Regions from separate parts of the Homo sapiens genome. Here region 1 is linked to region 2. A link is a loop called in an ENCODE intact Hi-C map of the cell type or tissue named here. Cell type or tissue: dorsolateral prefrontal cortex. All regions are shown on one strand. Links, peaks and the distances in the headings refer to the core of each region. The heading gives the core; the rest is flanking DNA.

The links. Peaks named below come from ENCODE experiments on the same cell type or tissue, not always from the same donor. Only the 100,000 strongest peaks of a DNase experiment are listed, where the experiment ranks them.
Region 1: a loop joins it to region 2, with 6 times the contacts of the local background. A loop is called at or near these places in 2 of 110 quality-filtered maps.

Annotation. Positions count from the first base shown.
Region 1 is chr9:133,503,068-133,513,304 of GRCh38, forward strand. No RefSeq gene overlaps it. Among named protein-coding and RNA genes, the nearest start is that of MYMK, 17 kb to the right of the region's middle. RefSeq lists enhancers at 5,915-6,634, 9,571-10,237. In dorsolateral prefrontal cortex, for the core only: a CTCF peak has its summit at 6,585; DNase peaks (open chromatin) are centred at 6,658 and 6,959; H3K4me3 peaks cover 529 bases; H3K27ac peaks cover 2,731 bases.
Region 2 is chr9:133,567,481-133,577,717 of GRCh38, forward strand. ADAMTSL2 (ADAMTS like 2) reads left to right here. Exons shown (of 19, transcript NM_014694.4): 14 at 793-1,006; 15 at 1,123-1,278; 16 at 1,928-2,098; 17 at 2,851-3,027; 18 at 6,363-6,507; 19 at 7,266-8,039. The coding sequence ends at 7,384. FAM163B (family with sequence similarity 163 member B) reads right to left here. Exons shown (of 3, transcript NM_001080515.3): 3 at 9,601-10,237. Among named protein-coding and RNA genes, the nearest start is that of FAM163B, 37 kb to the right of the region's middle. RefSeq lists enhancers at 3,836-4,476, 10,130-10,237. In dorsolateral prefrontal cortex, for the core only: no CTCF peak of the experiment used is centred there; DNase peaks (open chromatin) are centred at 5,471 and 5,769; H3K4me3 peaks cover 1,166 bases; H3K27ac peaks cover 1,350 bases.

The DNA of each region.
Region 1 (10,237 bases), core at 1,955-9,954, 64 kb before region 2:
GAAGGTGTCCCACAAACAACCCTTGCTTAAGGAAATTTTTTGTAAAATTAATTTTATTTTTTAAGACAGGGTCTCACTCTGTTGCCCAGATGGGAGTGCAGTGGTGCAATCATGGCTCACTGCAGCCTTGAACTCTCAGACTTGGGTGATCCTCCCACGTCAGCCTCCTGAGTAGCTGGGACTGCAGGTGTGCACCACCATGCCCAGCTAATTCTTGTTTTTTTTTTTGTAGAGATGGGGGTCTCCATATGTTGCCAGGGCTGGTCTGGAACCCCTAGGCTCAAGCAATCCATCCACCTCAGCCTCCCAAAGTGCTGGAATTACAGGTGTGAGCCCACCATGCCCGGCCACTTGAGGAAGTTTTAAAAGATATGTTTGAGCCAGAAGGAAAATAACCCCAGATGAAAAAATTGGGGTATAAGAAGAGATGAAAGTCGAAGAGATTGTCATATGTGGGCAAATCTAAACAATTATTGGTGGTAAAAATGTCATGTGTTGTTTAAATGAAGATAAAAGAAAAATACAAGGTAATAATCGTCTTAAAGTTAGGAGGGAAATAATTGGAATTAAAAGGTTCTATGGTCCTGCGATGTTCAAGGGGAGGGTAAAGATATGAATTTACTAGAAACTTTGATGAACTACCACTAAAGGAATGGAATTAGCATATACATTCTAACTCTTTAAAGGGTTATGTATGTTTCCTCCCAGTCTGCTTCTTCGTGATGTCTTTTGAAGGGTAAATATTTACAATTTTGATGGTCTAGTTGATCAGTTTTTTTCTTTGATGGATCACACCTTTGGTGTCATATTTAAGAAATCTTTGCCTAATCCAAGGTCACAAAGATTTTCTCTGATGTTTTCTGCTAGAGGTTTTCTAGTTTTTGGAGTTAATTTTGGGGTGGGATGTGAAAAAAAGGTTGAGGTTCACTTTGATGCCTCGGGACATTGATTTGTTCCAGCATTATTTGTGTTAAAGACTGTCCTTTGCAGAGTGGGGGAATTCTCTTTTCTTTTCTTTTTTCTTTTTTCTTGACAGGGTCTTGCTCTGTCACCCAGGCTGGAGTGCAGTGGCGAGATCTCGGCTCACTGCAACCTCGACCTCCTGGGCTCAAGCAATCCTCCTGCTTCAGTCTCCTGAGTAGCTGGAACTACAGGTGTGCGCCACCACGCCCAGCTAATTTTTAAAATTTCTTTTGTAGAGGTGGAGTCTCGCTATGTTGCCCAGATTGGTCTTGAACTCCTGAGCTTAAGCAATCCTCCTACCACGGCTTCCCAAAGTGCTGAGATTACAGGTGTTAGCCATTGCACCCAGCCTGAGTGGGAGATTTTTACACCCCTCTCTCAGGAGTTGATAGCAAGTAGGCAAATACTTGGTAATGACAGATTTAAGCAGCATCGTCAAGAAGCTTGACTTGACGGACTCACACAGAAGGCCAAGGGCAGGACTACACGGGGCCGTCATGGAAGCTGACCACATGCTGGGCCATAGAGAGAGACAGCCGCTGTGAAGGCTTGCCGTCTCAGAGACTGTGTTTTCTGACCGACCTCAGTACCAGTTAGAACAATAATGATGATGGCGATAAAATAGTTTGAAATCGCCCTTATCTGCAAAGTAAGGAAGAAGACATCATCATGAACATTAGGAGGGCAGTCCGGTACCTGTCTCACAGGGCAGTTGAGAGACCTAACAGCCGCTATCCAGAAAGCACTTCTTAATTTTTTAATTAATTAATTAATTTTTGAGATGGAGTTTTGCTCTTGTTGCCCAGGTTGGAGTGCAATGGTGTGATCTCAGCTCACTGCAACCTCCACCTTCTGGGTACAAGCGATTCTCCTGCCTCAGCCTCCCTAGTAGCTGGGACTGCAGGATGCGCCACCACGCTCCGCTAATTTTTGTATTTTTAGTAGAGACGGGGTGTCACCATGTTGGCGAGGCTGGTCTCGAACTCCTGACCTCAGGTGATCTACCTGCCTCAGCCTCCCAATGTGCTGAGATTACAGGCGTGAGCCACTGCGCCTGGCCCATATTTTAAAATAATAATAATTATTATTATTTTTGTAGAGACAGGGTCTCCTTATATTACCCAGGCTGGTCTCGAACTCCTGGGCTCAAGCACATAAAGCACTTCTAACAGTGTCTGGCAGGCACTGCGAGAGCCAATGATGGGAGACTCAACCTCCTCCCCCTCCTTCGTGGCTTGTTTTCTGATTCATGTACTTGTTACTTGCTGGGTGCTGTCTGTGGGATCAGTCAGGCACTTGGCTGCCTAGAATTCTGTCCCACTGCACTGTGATGAGCCCAACAGCCAAGATCCCTGCGAGCTCACAGCTCAGGAGGCGGTGCCTAGGGGCTTCGCTGGTCCACAGTGAAGACCTCTGTTGGGCCATCCAGTGGCAGAACAGGGCAGGACAAAGGAGGCCGTGAGTGCAGTGTACAGCACACAGGACTCAGAGACCCCAAACTTGGGGCCGTGTCCTGGCTCTGTCAGTGTGAGGTCTCACCCATGCAGACACTCCGTGGATCCTTGGTTTTCCAGCTGGTGAGATGGGGAAGCCAAGATGACTAAGATGCATGGTGATGAGGAAGTGGTCCCAGGTGCGAGAGCCTGGTCCAGGCCTAAAGACCGTCACGGGAGTGATCTCGACAACTGGTAGGGCGAAGGCACCATGGGACCCAGCATAGAAGAGCAGGTGTCTGCAGGAGGGACAAGTGGAGCTCTGGGGCCTCTTAGGCTGCCTTCTGTGCTGACATCTTTGGTTCTGCCATTGTGGTTTCTGGAATGGGCTGGCAGGCCAGGGGCCAGAGAACGCCCCAGTTTCCTCTGCCCCTCCTCTCCTACCTCTGGAAGGCTCAGGCAGCCAGGGCCGGTGGTCTGAGGCTGCAGCTTCCCGGAGCTCCAAGCCAGCAGCAGACGCTTATCAGCCTGCTGTGGTGCGGGGGCCGAACTCTGCCCAAACGTCTTCCAGATGTGGCCGCAGCTACTCGATAGCCTGGCTCCAGCCGGGGCTCTAGGCCAGCAGGCTCCCGTTAGCCTAGCTGTTAGGAAAACAAAACCCAATGAAGGCCCAAGGGACCCAGCTTCTCGGAAGGGAAGGGAGTGATTGGGCAGAAGCCCTGGCCAGGCCCGGCCACTGGCCCTAAGCTTGGGGTGGTCATGGCCGTCTGCTGGCTCCTCTGGGCTCCTCCTGGGGTGAGCCTGGGCCCCCTGGCTAAAGGGGTTCCCCTGTGTGCAGGATGCAGCTTTTGTCTCTTTTGCTTCTCCACAGTGTGTGCGGGTGGGGGGCGTGGGGTCATGTCCCTATCACCGTAGACAGGATGGCAGCTTGACAACATGGTGCAGTTTGCCGATGAGCCTGAGGGGCCGGTGCACCTCTGCTGCCTTCCTGGCCCAGGGCGGGACTGAACCCAGGCCAGGTTCTCAGTGGGGGGGTGGGTGGGGCTGGGTCCGATGGCCCCGGCAGGATAAGCAGGTGTCACTGCTGGAAGTTTTGGGGACTGAAGGGCCTTACCCAAGGACACACAGCCCCAGGGTGGGTACTCCAGAGCCAGTTCCTTTCTGGCTCATGGCCTGCTCCCGCCTGCGGCCGGTGTGCAGGTCAGCGGGGTCAAGGCTGTCTTCTGTGGTCACTGACTAACTGTTTTTTGCATGTGGACTCGTCAGGGAGGCATAAACCTGCCCTTGCCAAGACAGATATGGAAAAATCCACTCATCCATTCATTTGACAAATATTTGTTAAGTGCCTGCCTACGGCCCGCCAGGCGGAGCGCGGGAACGCGATGCTGATTTAGACACTCCCAGCCTGGGTCGAGCTTCCAGGCTTCATGGGACCACATCCGCCCCTGGCCTGCTGGGCATGGTCTTGGCCTGTGTGATGCAGGCTGGGCCCTGAGCGACGGCTCTCCCGCCACCTCCGTCGTACAAAGGCTGCAGGGGAACGAATGACTAGGTAACTGGGGGTGACCTTGACTCTGTGTGGCTTTAAGACACAAGCCAGCTGTCCAAAAGCTTTGAGCTATGATTGCTGGCAACAATTTGCCTCAATACCCCTCCCAGACCAGGGCAGCTCCCCGCAGGCTGGGGGCCATGGCTGAGAACTGCTGGAGGGACACACGTCCCAGGCACCACCAGTCACCGATGACTGGGCTTTGCACCACTGGAAAACCAGCTGGGGGACTGGTGGGCCCCCAGTGAGCCCTGCTGATGCCACCTTCGCTCTCCCAGCGCCTCCCTCCTCCCCACACTCCTGCCTGGTGGACTTGGCTCCCTCCCGATGGGCAGCAGCCTTCCTGGTCTCTTTCTGCCACTGCCCACCTCTTCATGGAAGCCAGACCCACTGTCAGGCTCCCCCACCTAAAACCCTCACATCCTTAGAACCTGCCCACTGACGCCCACCTTGTGCAGTTCCCAGACAAACCCTGTTAGATCTTTCTCCCTCTCCCTGGGCCACTGGCCCCTTCTCCTTCGGGTCTCCCAGCAGCGCCCGCACTGGGCAGCCTTTCTGACCCAGCGCCTCACTCCCCCAATCCCCCGCGATGGCTCAGTTCTGGGTCTGCCTCCCCCATCAGTCTGTGCACCATCGGAAGGCAGAGCCCAGGTCTGCTGGACTTGTGTGACTCCTTGGGGTTGGGAAAGCTGTGCGGCACATGGAGACACTCAGGAAGGGGCGACGTTTAAACTGGGCCCTGGGACCGAGCCCCCTGTTTCCTGCTGTTTCAGGTCAAGCGTTGGGGCGGCACAGCAAGACCAGGGCAGAGCTGGTGATATGACACAGGGCACGATTCACCCGAGATGGTTGGAGGGGAAGGGTCACCCGTCAGTACTTTCACACGCAAGGCCACGCCACGAGGCCAGCCTGTGTCTGCCTCCCAAGTCCTGCTCATGGGCTCAGTCGGCCACAAATCCTCCCCCTTGAGGGAGGGCAGGAGAAAAGCCCAGCAAAGCCACATTTTTCCTCCACCTTTGGCCACAGGTGACCATGAACACAGGACAGACACACCCCAGACTCAGTCTGTCTCCCTGTCCTGGGACAGAAGCCGGCAATGGACACACAGTCTCCTGCTGGCACCGTTCTCTCCACGTGGGCAGTGGTGGCTTTCTTGCTGCCCCAGTGGGAAGGGTGCAGCAGGTCTGGGGAGGTGCAGGGCACAGGGGCATGGCCAGACTCAGAACCATGGAATGACAAAGCCATCATAGACACGGCCCGAGGGTCGGGCATCTGCAGGCTCGCACGGTTCAGTCCACTTTGCTTTTCTAGCTTCAGTCTCCAACCTGCCTCTTCCAGGCAGCCTTCCTTCCTTACTTTCTTCATCCATAATTCTTGGGCACTTGGTATGAAGCAATTTGTTTCCTTGGCAAATGTGGGTATTTGGTTCCTTAACTGCAGTGAATACTCCCTGATGGTAAGGATAGAGACCCCTCTTAAATTCTAGAGATTTGGTTGGGCACGGTGGCTCACACCTGTAATCCCAGCACTTTGGGAGGCTGAGGCTGGTGGATCATGAGATCAGGAGTTCGAGACCAGCCAACATAGTGAAACCCCGTCTTTACTAAAAATACAAAAATTAGCCGGGCATGGTGGCGCACACCTGTAGTCCCACCTACTTGAGAGGCTGAGGCAGGAGAATCACTTGAACCTGGGAGGCAGAGGTTGTGGTGGAGCCGAGACTGCGCCACTGCACTCCAGCCTGGGCAACAGAGTGAGACTCAGTCTCAAAAAAAAAAAAAAAAAAATTCTAGAGATTCATTGTTTTGCCCTTGACCAATAATAATGAAAATAATAATGATTGCCATTAAAAGAAGTATTTTAAAAAATACTGTGCTGGATGCTTTATAATAAATGTGTCATTTAATCTTAACAACATCCATATGAGGCAGGCACTATTATAAAAGGGGAAACCAAGGCCAAGAGAATGCAGGGAACTTGCCTGAGCTCATAGAGGGAGAGCTGGGGTCCTGACCCCCACCTGCCCCATCTGCTTCCTGCCTCTTCTGCCTTTTAAACTCCCTGACACCTTTCCAGCCAGCCAGCCTCTGACTTAATTTACTCAAAGGGGCCCGCGTGGTCGGCGGGGTGAGGCTGCTGTTCCCATTCACAGGTGGGGAATCTGGATGCAGAGATGGGCAGAAATGGCCCCAAGGTCACCTGGCCATGGAGAGGTGGCCTGGCAGGGGGCCCCAGGGCTGCAAGCACTCTCTGCTGCCTCTAACCACCTTAGGCAGCTTGCTTTGGTAACAAGCTAACCGGCAAAGAGATTTACACCCCGGGGCTTCCTGCCGACTCTGCAGAAACATCCCTTGCCCACCCCTCCTCCACATCCTCCTAGCCAAGCCCCTGCGGCTGAGACCAGGGTGAATTCCTTTCCCGGCGTCCAGCGTGCTTGCCCTAACTACAATCCCAGCCCCGAGAGCGGGACAGTCTATGAAGTAGATGGGGAGCTGTAAAGCCTTTTTAAAAGGGGCAATAAAAGTTTTGGGTTTCAGATCGTCTTACTGGAGAAGAGAATAACAGAGACAGGAAATTTCAGTAGCAGACACGACAAAGGCCACAGCACACAGACTGCCCTTAGACAAAAACGCCTCCGCTTGTGCAAACAGAGGACGGCCTGGCAGGGGGCACTGCCCCGTGCCATGCCAGCCTCACACGAGCTGCCGGGAGCTGGAGGTGGCTGCTACAATAGCCTGTTTTGTTTACATTGCTGTTGAGTGTTTAGAATACGTCTCCGCGTTGGTGCTGCCTGAGGTGTGCAGCACTCTCCCCTGAGCTGGGCTCCTGCTATGTGTGCCAGGAGGGGGTGTGGTGTGTGCCCCAGCACGGGGCACAGGCGTGGGCAGGTCGGGGCCGGAGTGTGGGGCTGGGGCGTGGCTGACCCTGGCACTGGGATGGGTGGGGCCCAGGCTGCTTCTGCTCCCAGGCTCGGGGAGGCTGTTGCTGGGTGTGTGCCCACCCATCCCCCCAGAGTGGGAAATGATCCAGCTGTGGGAGCACATGGTCATTCAGTCACCAAGAGTCCTCAGAGCTGTCCCATCCCTTTTGTTTCCAGCAGATGCACCGTCCTATGCAGTAACCACCAGCCACATGGACAGGGCTGCCTGATCAAACAGAACACTCTGGGATAAACTCGATTTCAGATACACGATGAATCATTTTTTGGTATAGGCGTGTCTCACGCAAGTGTCTCTCCAATAGCTCCCGGGGCACGCTTATGCTGCATGATCGTCTGCTATAGATCTGAAATTGAAACGCAACTGGGCGTCCTGTATTTCATCGGCAACGCCACCCATGTGACTTTTTTTTTGGTATTTTTAGTAGAGACGGGGTTTCACCGTGTTAGCCAGGATGGTCTTGATCTCCTGACCTCGTGATCCGCGCACCTCGGCCTCCCAAAGTGCTTGGATTACAGGCGTGAACCTCCGCACCTGGCCGGACCCATGTGACTATTCGAACTTAAATTATTTAAAATGAGGATAACATTTAAAGATCCAGGTTTGGGGTTGTACCAGCTACGTTGCAGATGCCCAGGCACCAGGCGTGTTGGGCAGCCCAGAGCATCCCCACTGCTAAAGCAAGTCCTCTTGGCCAGTGCTAGCTGGGGACTCCTAGTGACATCTAGAACTACTTTTCCAAGAACTGAACTCACAGTCCCCAGGTCTCCCGATCAGGGCTGGGGAGAGGGAGTTCTGGCTGGGGCGGCCTTGGAGGCCCTTTCTCAGATTCCAGGGACACGACGCCCTCGGGGCTGGCAGACATAGGGATTCAGAGGTGTTTGCATCTGCAGGCCATAATGTTTCTTTCTTGTTAACTTGCAGCGTTGGGGTGACCATTCTGGGTGTCAAGGGAGCAGGGTGGCCCCTCCCGGGTGCTCCCTACCTGGCTCCCTGGTCAGAGCCCCCAAGATGTCAAAGTGGGCCGTGGTGCCTGAGGCCATGGGAGGGAGACACAGCTGGGGGGACTGGCAAGACCCTGGCACCGTCTCCCACCCAGCAGCCACTGTCCCGAGCTGTCTGACGTCCCTGGCCCTCGGAGTCCTTATTGGCAAAGTGGGCTCAGGACTGTGTCCTGGGGCCCCCGAGGGGTCGCCTGTGAAGGGGAGGGGCCTGCCCCTGTCGGGAGGGTCGAGGCTGGGCCTGGAGCCCGGGATCCTGCAGTGGTGGGCAGGGACTGAGGGCTGGAGCGCGCCTCCTAATTGTCCGTGACTTACAGACTTGGCCAGGCTCTGGGCGGCCTTCGTAAATCGCTGCAGTGAGGAGCCTGCCAGTGTGGCCCTTCGCGCTTGGCAGGGCCCTCGTCGCCGCCCTGCTCGGAGTGGCCTGCCGCCTCCAACTTTCCATGTGCTGCTGCTGCGAAGCGGGAAAGGGGGGTGCTGGCTGCTTGCTGTGGTGGGGAGGGAGGTGGGGCGGCCACCGTGCAGGTGCCTGCTTCTGCAGGGATGTCCAGGGCTCTCCAGCTACGGGGTCCCCAGAGCCTGTCCCCTACAAAGCCTGGTGTGAGGCTTATGTGGTCTCCACACGGGGCCAGAGGGGAAGACGCTGATTCAAGGACACCCCGTCTTTTCACAGTGCATGTAGCGTGTGTGGGTGTGTGGTGTATGAAGTGTGTACATGTGTGCACGTGCGTGTGTGTATGTGTGGTGTGTATGTGTAGTTTATGGAGGGTGTATGTGTGTGCACATGCGTGTGTGTATGTGTGGTGTATGGAGTGTGTATATATGTGCACGTGTGTATGTGTGGTGTATGGCATGTGTACATGTGTGCACGTGTATGTGTGGTGTGTGTGTGGTGTATGGAGTGTGCATATGTGTGCACATATGTGTGTGTATGTGTGGTGTATGGAGTGTGTACATTTGTGCACGTGTGTGTGGTGTGTGTGGTGTATGGAGTGTGTATATGTGTGCACATGTGTATGTGTGGTCTATGGAGCGTGTACGTGTGTGCATGTGCATGTGTGTATGTGTGGTGTGTGGTGTATGGAGTGTGTATATATGTGCACGTGTGTGTATGTGATGTATGGAGTGTGTACATGCATGCATGTGCATGTATGTGTGGTGTATGGAGTGTGTATATGTGTGCACGTGCATGTGTGTATGTGTGGTGTATGGAGTGTTTATATGTGTGCACGTGCATGTGTGTATGTGTGGTTTATGGAGTGTGTATGTGTGTGCATGCATGTGTACGTATGTGTGGTGTGTGTGGTGTATGGAATGTATACATGTGTGCACGTGCATGTATGTGTGGTGTGTTTATGGTGTATGGAGTGCATACATGTGTGCACATGTGTGTATGTGTGGTGTGTGGTGTATGCAGTGTGTACATGTGTGCACGTGTGTGTAGGTGTGTGTGGTGTATGGAGTGCGTACATGTGTGCACGTGCATGTGTGGTGTGTGTATGTATGGAGTGCATACATGGGTGCACTTGCGTGTATGTGTAGTGTGTGTGGTGTATGCAGTGTGCACATGTGTGTACGTGTGGTGTGTGGAGTGCGTGCATGTGTGCACATGCGTGTATGTGTGGTGTATGGAGTGCGTACATGTGTGCACATGTGTGTATGTGTGGTGTGTGGTGTATGGAGTGTGTACATGTGTGCACGTGCATGTGTGTATGTGTGGTGTGTGTGCAGGCATGTGTGCACCTCCTCAGGTGGACTGGAAGCGTACAGAGGCAGTGCCATGCCTGTCCCTCAACCCCAGGTCAGGGCTTAGAAGTTGGGTGTCTTCAGCCCTATGATGGGGACACGTAGGACATGTTCCAGTTCCCCTGCTGGGTGGATGGGCTTGGAGCCCTGGATGCTGGAGCCTTGGCTTGCTCATACCCTGAGAGCTGGGGAGAGGGCGCCAGCCTTGGGCTGCTCTGCATTCAAAGACTCCGGGGCCAGGAAAGGGCTGAGCTTGGCTGTCCTCTATGCCTGCCCTTCAAGGCCAGGAGGGACGCCAGGTGAGGAAGGGGCAGGCCAGGGCCCCTGAGACTTGGGGGATGCCAGGCCATCAGGGAGGGCAGCAGATGGGGCCACCAGGCCAGGGTGTCAGAGCGACCGTATGGGGGAGGGGCCTAGAGGGCCACCCTGTCCCCAGCCCAGGAGCGGAGCCAGCTATCTCCCAGCCCTGGAGGCAACAGGGGGTGACTCTAGGACAAATAACCGCCCTCTTTCCATGGGCAGTGGACCTGGGCAACCACTCCCAAGCCGGTGGCACCGTCTGGAAACACAAACAGGCCCCAGACAGGTGTAGGTAACTTCCTGCCT
Region 2 (10,237 bases), core at 1,498-9,497:
CCTGCCTTGTGGATGCAGTCAGTCTGAGCTGAGTGCATCCTACACCTAGTGACAAGTGGGGTCCCCAGATGAGCCTGAGGGTGCCGGCCTCCCCCGACAAGGATCACACACTCCTCGGAGGCTGAGCCCTCCTGCTCCCCGCACACGGCCACACTGCCTCTTCTTTTCTGGACTCCTCCATCTGGGGCCTCCCACTTCCTGCACGTTTGCTCCTTTCTGGGAAGGGCAGAATGCCCAAGGTCCCCAGAATGCTGCTAAGGCTGGCCCGGGGGTGGGGTCCAGCAGGCCCTGTCCTTCCCCTCAGAGCCCATCAGCTTTGGACCTCTTATTCCAAGTCTATCTGCCTGGAAGACTTCCGGGTCTCACTCATAACCCCTCCCAGCTCAAGCTAAGGGGAAGGAGAGGTCTTTCCCCAGCACGCTGGCCATGCCCCCTTTCTGGACACAGATCCAGAAATGTGCCTTCTGCTCACTTCCACCCTTGCCAGAATCCTGTGGGCGCACAGCCACCTGTGTGACACAGCAGGGCACGAAGGGGCAGGAAGGCCGAGCCCACGCTCAGGGCACCCGCCAACCACCTTGCTAAGGTGCTCCCTGAAGACCTCCGGGGCCGTCATGGCCCAGCCTGCACCCTTGAGCCTCGACACCCTCCTGTCTGGCTTAGCTTGTTGTGTGCGGTTTTGGACCACATAGGGGAGGAAGGGAGGAGCCGCGTTGTCTCTGGGGGTGTGGGTTGCATGGGGTCCCGGCTGCCATGGGGGGGATCATTGAAGGCCATCCGCTCCCGGGGCAGGTGGGAGACGAGCAGCTGGAGCGAGTGTTCGCGCACCTGCGGAGAGGGCTACCAGTTCCGCGTCGTGCGCTGCTGGAAGATGCTCTCGCCCGGCTTCGACAGCTCCGTGTACAGCGACCTGTGCGAGGCAGCCGAGGCCGTGCGGCCCGAGGAACGCAAGACCTGCCGGAACCCCGCCTGCGGGCCCCAGTGGGAGATGTCGGAGTGGTCCGAGGTGAGTGCCTGCGGGAGCAAGCCGGGGGTCGGGAAGAGCTGGGGAGCTGGGCTTGGGAGATGGAGGTGGCTACACCTGTGTCACACCCCCCCTGCCCCCTCCCCCTGCCGCCCCAGTGCACTGCCAAGTGTGGGGAGCGCAGTGTGGTGACCAGGGACATCCGCTGCTCGGAGGATGAGAAGCTGTGTGACCCCAACACCAGGCCTGTAGGGGAGAAGAACTGCACGGGCCCGCCCTGTGACCGGCAGTGGACCGTCTCCGACTGGGGACCGGTGAGGCCTGCACTGAGGGGTGGCTGGGCGTGCGGCTGGTGAGGGGACCCAGAGCTTTGCCTTGATGTGCCTCAGTTTCCATTTTTTTCCGAGGCAAGGGTGTGAGGTCAAGAATGTCCAACCAGCCTTCTCCCATGTTATTATAGGAATCAAAACTTCTCTCCAAACACGTGGCCAGCATCACCTTCCCTCTATCACCTGTTTATCTCTCTGTATCTCTCTCTGCCTTTGTCTCCCTGTGTGTGTCTGTGTCTCTGTTCCTCTGTTGGTCTGTCTCTGTCTCCCCGTCTCTGTTTGTCTCCGAGTCTCTCTGTCTGTCTCCCCATCTCTGTCTCTCTGTGTCTGTCTTTGTCTCTTTCCCTGTCTCTGTCTCTCTCATCGAGAGAGATGCTCAGATGCTAGCTGGGGTCGCCTCTGGGTGGTGGGTGCACAGATGATCTTTTTAAGTGTGCTTTTCTCTGTGTGCTTTTCATCAAGCATGCATTATTTCTGTAATTAGAATAGAAAATGTTATTTAAAAAGTGGTTACCATGGCAACCGCTTCGACACTGCCTGGGAGCCACTCCTCTCCCTTGGGACTGACATCCAGGGCCCCTCCTGGTGTGGCTGCCTCTCACTGGATGTCCCCTGCCTGTCCTCTCCCCTGCAGTGCAGTGGAAGCTGCGGGCAAGGCCGCACCATCAGGCACGTGTACTGCAAGACCAGCGACGGACGGGTAGTACCTGAGTCCCAGTGCCAGATGGAGACCAAGCCTCTGGCCATCCACCCCTGTGGGGACAAAAACTGTCCCGCCCACTGGCTGGCCCAGGACTGGGAGCGGGTGAGTGCCCCAGAGCCCGCGGAAGGGCCTCCTGGTATCTGGAGAGCATTTGGCCAGAGAGGAGAGCCAGATGGCTGGGACCACAGATGGGTGAAAAAGAGGAATTCATTGCAAATTATGAAGGGACAATTCCCTAAAAATTAATTTAGAATACAAAAGGCTTAAAAGGTAGGAAAACACCTTACAAGTCCCCAAATCTCAATTTTGCATGGCTCAGTGGTACGTGCAGAATTGGCATTGCCCCCAGCCTGGGCCCCCAAGTCCCTGGGACGCAGAAAGCTAGGGACAGGGGTTGTTTTGGCTGCCTGCTCCTGGCCCAGGGGCCTTTGCGACCTCTGATCGTGACCAGTGTGTCTTCCGCACCCACCTGTCATCGTCACCAACTTGCCATTTCAGACGAGTTGCTCTCCACAAATTGCTTTCAACCAGCAGCTCCCGGCAGGTCACTAAACCGGATAATCTCGAGCCAAATTGTTTTCTGCTAAATTGATTTTGGCCAAATCATCACTGGCCAGATTGTCATTAGCCAATTTGTTTCAAAACAGATGGTTATGTGCTAAATTGCTTTTGATCAAATCCATCTGGGGCCAAATGGTTATCGAACAAAGAGTTTCCAGCCAGTTTGTTATGCACTGGAGCATTCTCACCCAATTGCTATTGACCAGCCCGTTGTCACCAGAGTCGCCGTGGGCCCTGTGTGTAGGGTCCTGCTGGGCCCTGGCGCTGACCCGCTCCCTCTGCCCCGGCCTCAGTGCAACACCACCTGCGGGCGCGGGGTCAAGAAGCGGCTGGTGCTCTGCATGGAGCTGGCCAACGGGAAGCCGCAGACGCGCAGTGGCCCCGAGTGCGGGCTCGCCAAGAAGCCTCCCGAGGAGAGCACGTGTTTCGAGAGGCCCTGCTTCAAGTGGTACACCAGCCCCTGGTCAGAGGTGAGCTCCCAGCCGGCCCCTCTGAGGTTGCCTGAGGCCAGACCTGAATGTCGATCCCGCCCCTCCCGCCTCAAGCCTCCTTAAGTGCTTCCTGCTCCTCCCTCCCTGACAGCCTCTGTGAGGGCTTTCCTTCCCGGGAAAGCTTCTCAACTCCACCACGTCAGCTGGTGCGAGAGCCAGCACCTCCAGGAAGCCTTCTCTGATCTTGTCCCTGGGATCCCTACGGCACTCGTCCTGGGCCTTTTTGGGCCCGGGAACTCCGGCCTCGAATTGTGGCCTCTAAGTTGCATGTTTGGCAGCCCATGTGCCGGACACCGCGGGACAGACAGACCCCAGGTGGGCGGGGGGAGCAGATTGGGCTGAGGCAGACACAGGCTTGGCCCTCTGGGAGCCACAGCCAAGGCAGCCGCTTGGAATTTAGGGAGACAGTAATAGACATGCACCCCCATGTCAGGACACCGGCGGGGCCAGAGGGAAGGGCAGTACGTCTCCTGCACGGGTCTGGCCCCTCCGAGATTCTTTGACTCTTGGGCCCCCAGAATGCCCCAGCGTCAGGATGTGAGGCAGGACTATGCTGAGATCGCGGTTCTCTTTGTAGAGGGGAGGAGAGCCCTCCCACCCTGAGGCCCTGAGGCACGTGTGGCAACCCTCACCCAGTTCTTTGCCTGAAGGGTCTCCTCTCTCCCAATAGTGCCATGAGGAGAGGTTCTTTTCCCCATTCCTCAGAGGTTCAGGGAGCTCTCTGGCCCACTCGGGGTCCCACAGTTACTGGGGGCTGTAGCAGACATTGGAGGCCAGGCCTGTCCATGGCACTAGAGTGAAACCCAGGTGGGGTGTGGCATCTGCAAGGGAAGGGGGGCCTGAACCAGCTCATCCCAAGGGGCCCTGGGCAGGGAGCCCCGAGGTGGGTGGGCAGCCCTGGTTTCACAGAGGGGGTGGCAAACTGGGTGCCCCCTCGCCCCCAGTTGTCTTGCAGAGCAAACAGGTTGCTTTCACCTCTCCTGCTGTTTTCCCCTTCTGCTGCACTTCCTGTGGGGCCTCCGGGTGACTCCAGAGCCTCGCCATGTGCCAGTGGGTGCCCCTCTGCCTTCTGGGCCCCACGGAGGCAGCCCTGTCTAGACTCCAGCTTGAGTAACTCACATCAGCTGTGACACATCAGCCATCCGTGCCCCTTTCACAGCAGCGCCAGCCCTGGCCCCAGACCCAGCCGCCTCACACCTGGCAATGCCATGAGCTTCTGAGAGGGGGACCTGGGGGTGTCCAGAGGGTATCTGGGAATCACTGGGCAGGTGCTTCCATAGCCAGGCTGTTTACCTGGGGTCTCCAGCTACCTCTGCCCTCAGTTTCCTGATGGGCCAACTCTGAATACCCAGGCGACAAAATGGGGGTGTCAGACGGAACTCAGAGCCTGGAACGTTCATGGTGAAGTGCCCAGGTGTGTATCAGGCCCTGGCGCCCGAGGGCTCCAAGTCTTGGTTGCTGTGGCGGGTGGATGCAAGATCCTAAACCTTATGAGTTCAAGGCAGAGAGTCCAAGAGTCTGTGAGGAGCGAGCTGGGGACCCCAGTGCGGCCCTGCTCAGAGATTGGGGTCCAGGCCCCGGGCCCTTGCCAGGTCCCAGGCTCCTCGTGCACGCTTGGTGGTGTCTGGCCTCCACCCTGCCCCGCCACCCCCCACCCCCCACCCCGCCCCAGGGCCTCTGCCTGCCCTGTAGCACACATGCTTGTTCAGGAGGGAGAACACACACTCACTCATTCCCTGTTGCCCACCAAAGGACCCCCGAGTGAGGAGGGGAAAGGCTGAGGGTGGGCCTGGGGCTTCCCAGGGGAGGCCTGGGCAGAGCCAGGGCCTGAAGGGTGAGCCGGCTTTTGCCGGGAGTCAGCTGGAGAGACCACGGCGTGCCGGGCCCTGAAGCCTCCTTCTGGAAAGGCTAAGCCCGGTGGGAGGGAGAGTGGGAAGGGGCAGGGAGGCTGACTGGGGTTCCAGGGCCCCAGGGAGCCAGCCCAGGTCTGTAGTTTGGGAAGAGCACTAGCTTCAGATGGGGGGGCCACTGTGGGGCCAGGAAACACGGACCCACTAGGTGCAGGTACCTTGCTGGGTGATGAGCCATGGCACGGGGGGAGCCATGAAGCGATGAAGCGGGGACCCCAGAAGGACAGCCTGGGGTGCTGGGGAGGAGCATCCCCCTAGCCCTGATGAGGAGGTGGCAGGGCCAGACGAGGTGCAGCTGGCACAGACGGCTGGTGGGCGCGTGGACTCCTTCTTCCTGGTGGCTGCCCCCCGATGCCGGTGCATAGCGGCGGCTCAGTCAGTGTTTGTTGCCCCAGCTGCCCAGTCCCATCCACTCCCCAGGGGCAGAGGAGCTGGCACCAGGGCTGGCCGGGAATGTGCTGCTCTCCAGAGGCACGTCCAGAGGCTCCTCAGGGCCCTGCCAAAGGCTGATTGTCCTCACGCCGTCAGCGCCAAGCCAGCCTCTCCTCGCCTGCAGACGGTGCCAGCCCCCACCCCCTGGCTCGGAGCAGGCAGGCAGGCAGCAGTCTTTCTGCCAAGTCTTAATCGGTCTTCCTTGCTCCTTTGCAAACAGAAGTGGAGAGTGGGTCCCAGGGCCAGGGCCTCCCACCCCACCCATCTCAGAGGACAGAGGGCTCAGGTCCCAGACGTGCCTGGATGATGTGGGGTCACCCACATTGGGGGGAGTGTGAGGGAGCCACCGCCTGTGGGATCTTGGCAGGAGGACAGCAGGGTGACTGGGGCCAGCAGATGTCTCTGGTGTTCTGGGGAGCTCAGCGGGGTTTTCCAAGGGGAACATCTGGACGGGGAGCCACTGGAGGGGGTGGTGACTTCGCGAGATGCATTTGATCGGCCCACAACAAACAGTCTGCACCACAGACCCAGGAAAGCTGGGGCCAGAGGACCCTCAGGGAGATGGGAGAGGAGGGACCACCCCTCACTGTGCATCTGGGGAGACTGAGGCAGCCCTGCGTGGGGAGAGAATCAGATCCTCCTGACGGCCAGCTAGTGCCTGGACCCCCTGGGAAATGAGAGAGGAGGGACCACCCCTCACTGTGGATCTGGGGAGACTGAGGCAGCCCTGGGTGGGAGACAATCAGAGCCTCCCGAATGCCAGCCAGTGCCCTTTTGTCGGCATCTCAACTCAGCCTTGGAGCCGCAGGTCTAGTTTCAAATGGGCTTCCACGGGTCCTGTGTCAGTTGGGACTCATGGCCGCCTGGGAAGGGTGGGGTGGGGAAGGGGGAGTGTGCAGGTTCCCCGCCCCCTGCCCAGGCCCCTGCCCCATCAGGAGGCTTTCCCCATGCCTTCTGTCTCTCCCACACCAGTGCACCAAGACCTGCGGGGTGGGCGTGAGGATGCGAGACGTCAAGTGCTACCAGGGGACCGACATCGTCCGTGGTTGCGATCCGTTGGTGAAGCCCGTTGGCAGACAGGCCTGTGATCTGCAGCCCTGCCCCACGGAGCCCCCAGGTGAGGCGCGGGGAGGCCGAGGGTGGCTCTGGGAATTCCCAGGGGAGGCGAGGACAGAGTCAGGGCCTGAGGGGTGAGCAGACATTGCTCACCTTGATGGCGAGCCTGGGAACCAGCTTGAGAGACCAAGCTGTGCAGGGAGTGGGGGCTCCCTCCCGGCATGGCCGAGCCCCACTGGGAGGGGAGAGAGGGAAGGGGAATGGGGGAGGCCTGACTGGGGCTCCATGGCCCCAGGGAGCCATGCTGAGACCTGTACTTTGGGAAAAGGGTCAGCTTCAGATGGCAGGGCCACTGTGGGGCCAAGACCTGAATCCAGGATGACTCAGCTGGAGCGGCCAGGGGCTGGCACACAGGGGGCAGGGAGGGGAGCAGCTGAAGCAGGGCCTGGGCACCTGGAGGAGGGACAGGGTGCCAGGTGCAGGGCACGTGATGAGTTATGCTTTGGATACATTGAGTGGTGGACGGGGGGCCCCTGTGGAACCCTTGGGGATGCTTAGGCCTCTGGGTGTGACATCTGTAGCTCCTTTAGGCATCACTCCTCTTGGGACACAGATCAAATCACCTGGCATGATCTGGGACAGCGACATCTTGGGGACAGAGATGGGCCAGGAAGGAGGGGGCAGAGAGCTAGAGATGGAGACCCACCACGGGGTGGGAGGCCCACTGCCCCTGGAAAACGGCACGTGGGGGTCCCTGGGGTTTTCGCCCCTTGGCCACCTCCTGAAACTGCCCTGCTTCGCTCTGTGTTCCTTCTCCAGATGACAGCTGCCAGGACCAGCCAGGCACCAACTGTGCCCTGGCCATCAAAGTGAACCTCTGCGGGCACTGGTACTACAGCAAGGCGTGCTGCCGCTCCTGCAGGCCCCCCCACTCCTAGGCCCGGCAGCTGCAGCCCCTTCCAGATGAAGACCAAGCGCCCCTCCTGGGGCTGCTGCAGCTTCTGGGGCCTCCACAGACCCCCCTCCTGCGGGGCACGCTGGCCTAAGAGACGTGGCACTGAGCCTCGGCTGTCGAGAGGGGACTTCCCACGGCCCGTGGACCTTTGTGCTCCTGGGGCAGAGCCTCCGGCACCCAGTGGCCTCCCCCAGACAGAGCCACCCCTGCCGTGGGAACCTGTCCGTGTTCCTGCGTGGATCCTGTGTTTGTGGCTCCCACTCCCCAGCCCCCCAGCAGCCCCCAGCCGAGGGGCCCAGGGCCCACAGCCAGCGGTGGAGGTGTCTTGCTCCGGGCCCGTAGCCCACGCCCTCTCTGGGTGGCAGGGCCTTCTGAAGGAAACTTGCAGGCGAGCCCAACGTGGTGGGGGGCCTTCCTCCCTCAGAGGCCATGGGGTGAGAGGGGCTCAGGCAGCCAAGGAGGCCCAGGCGTGCTCCCTCTTATGGAGCCCCTCCCATGGAGCTCTCTTCCCGCCGCACTTTCTACCCCGGGCAGAGGCGCTTGCCCACGGGACGTTTGGGGATGGACCTCGGCCCCCGCCCCTGCAGTCAGCGTCAGTGCTCATCTACGTTAATAAAGTGGTCCTATTTATGGCGGCATCATGGGGTCTCAGTTGCCTCTGGCTGGAGAAGTGGGTGGCCTGGGGATTGGAGGGCCCAGGCCTGGCTGTGTGGGGTCCCTCCAGCTCACTGAGGCCTCAGGGGCAGGGGTGGGCCGTGGGGGACCACAGCACCTGCTCTGAGGAGAAAGACAGACGCAGATAAAAGGCAACGAGAGGCGTGGGGAGTGTGCAGGGAGGGCGTCTGGGGACACTGGGACTCAGGCGCTGGAGTAGGAGTGGACATCTCGAGCCCATCAGCAACTGGTACAGGACCTGTGGGGGCAGGGGGCAGGGACCTTGGCTAAGGTGTAGGGCACCCACCTCCAAGTGCGTGGGCAAGAACAGAGGAGATGAGGCAGGTGTTGGGGGCGCGGGGCTGGGCCCACCTTGAGCCTCAGGAAACAGCACCGTCACTGCCGCTCCTGGAGCTCATGGAGGGCTTCCTGACCCGGACTTGTGGGTGCAGGAACGCAGGGGCTTCTGGGGAGGGGCTGCTTGGTTGACCCAGCAGCAGGAGTGGCTTTTCCCAGACAAGAGGGCAGCAAAGAGCACTCAGGAGAGGAAAAGTGACACAGCTGGAGGACGCTGCATGGGAGGAAGGACGGGGCTGTACCGCCCGGAGAGGCCCCAGGAGGTGTCTCTGAGCACGCAGGCAGTCGGGAGGTGAGTGGCTGCCGGGCTGCTTCCTCGATGTGAGGCCAGCTTGTTCTCAGACTGGGAGCCACAGCAGCGTCCATCACAGCTTTAGGGGGGCTTCTGAAGGACTTGGGGCTCTGGGGAAACTAAGGCAGCACCCCCCCCCCCAGTGTGTTCTTGCCTCTGAGTGTGCCTGCACGCGTGTGCACTGAGGCGCTGCAATCAGGATGGTCCTTTCAATCCCTAAAGTCCAGGAATTAAGAGGCCCCTGGGATGGACTTGCTCAAGGTCACCAGCTTGGGCCGGACAGAACCGAGTCCTGAGACCCCGGGGTCTGAGGCCTCTCTGCCCACCTCACCCTTTGCCCGCCCTCACCTCGCTGTTCTTCTCTCCTCCTGTGTCCCCCAACCCACATCTTCCTGTCTTACTGTTTCCTCCCGGCTTCTCCTTTCTGCCAACATTTATTATACACTTACTGTATGCCAGGTTCTGTGCCCAGCACCTCCTCGGTGCTGCCTGGATTTATCTTCCAAAGGTCCCCACGATATAGGCATCGCGATTACCCCATTGTGTGGAGGCTAAAACTGAGGCCCAGAGATGCTCTGTCACTTGTCCCAGGGGACCCAGCCTGTCCCCCCCACAACCCTCTGTCCAGGGGTTCAGAGTCCACTCTGGTAGTTCTCAATGCTGGAAGATGGATAGCCACCGGGAAACTCAAAATCAAACGTGGCCCACTGCTGTGCCCCCAAGCCAGAGAGGAGCTCTCGGCCCCGCCGGGCAGAGCCCTGGCCTGACTGGCTGCATCCGGAAGGAGAAGCTGACTCTGCCTCCTGCGGGGTGGGAGGAAGCCCCTCCCAGAAGGTTGAAGAGCGTGGGTGTGGACGGCCTGGACACCCGGGAGGACGGAAGACGCTGCACGAGAGTGTGGGAGATGTTTTATTGGCTTTCACTTTCCTCAGGGAGCCAGCGGCTCCCCCAGCAGGTCCCCACGGTGGAGCCGAGTGAGCTGGGAGGGATGGGTGCTTACTTCGTTTCAAAGAGATCTACATATCTACAGAGAGGATGGAGACCAGAAAGGAATTGGGAAATGGAATCATGAGGGCTGGGCCCTCATCCCCACCCCACCCAGCCCACCCCCCACGCCAACGCATCAGAAACAGACTTCACAGGATGCACAGAGGAAGCCAGAGGTGTGGGCGGGCCCGGGGGGCCGGGGCTGCGAGGGACCTCAAGGGCGAATGCCACTGGCCTGTCCAAACGAGGCAGGAGAGAAAGTAAGAGGAGGAAAACAATTGAGAACATAACGATTGTGACTTCGTCAGCCGTTCCCCCGACGCCTCTGGAAACTGGCCATTTCGTTTTTGAGTAAGGGCAAGAAGTGTCCTGCTCAAGCCACCCCTCCGCTCAGGGAAGGTCACTGCCCGGCCAAGCCTTGTCTTTGAGGGCGGTGCCTTCCCTGGGCAGAGAGGGGCTGCCCCGGCCCTGGGGCTCCATGGCAGGGCACAAAAGGAGAGGCAGAGCCCCAGAGAGGGAAGGGGGCTCCTGGGGCCAGGCTGCTGA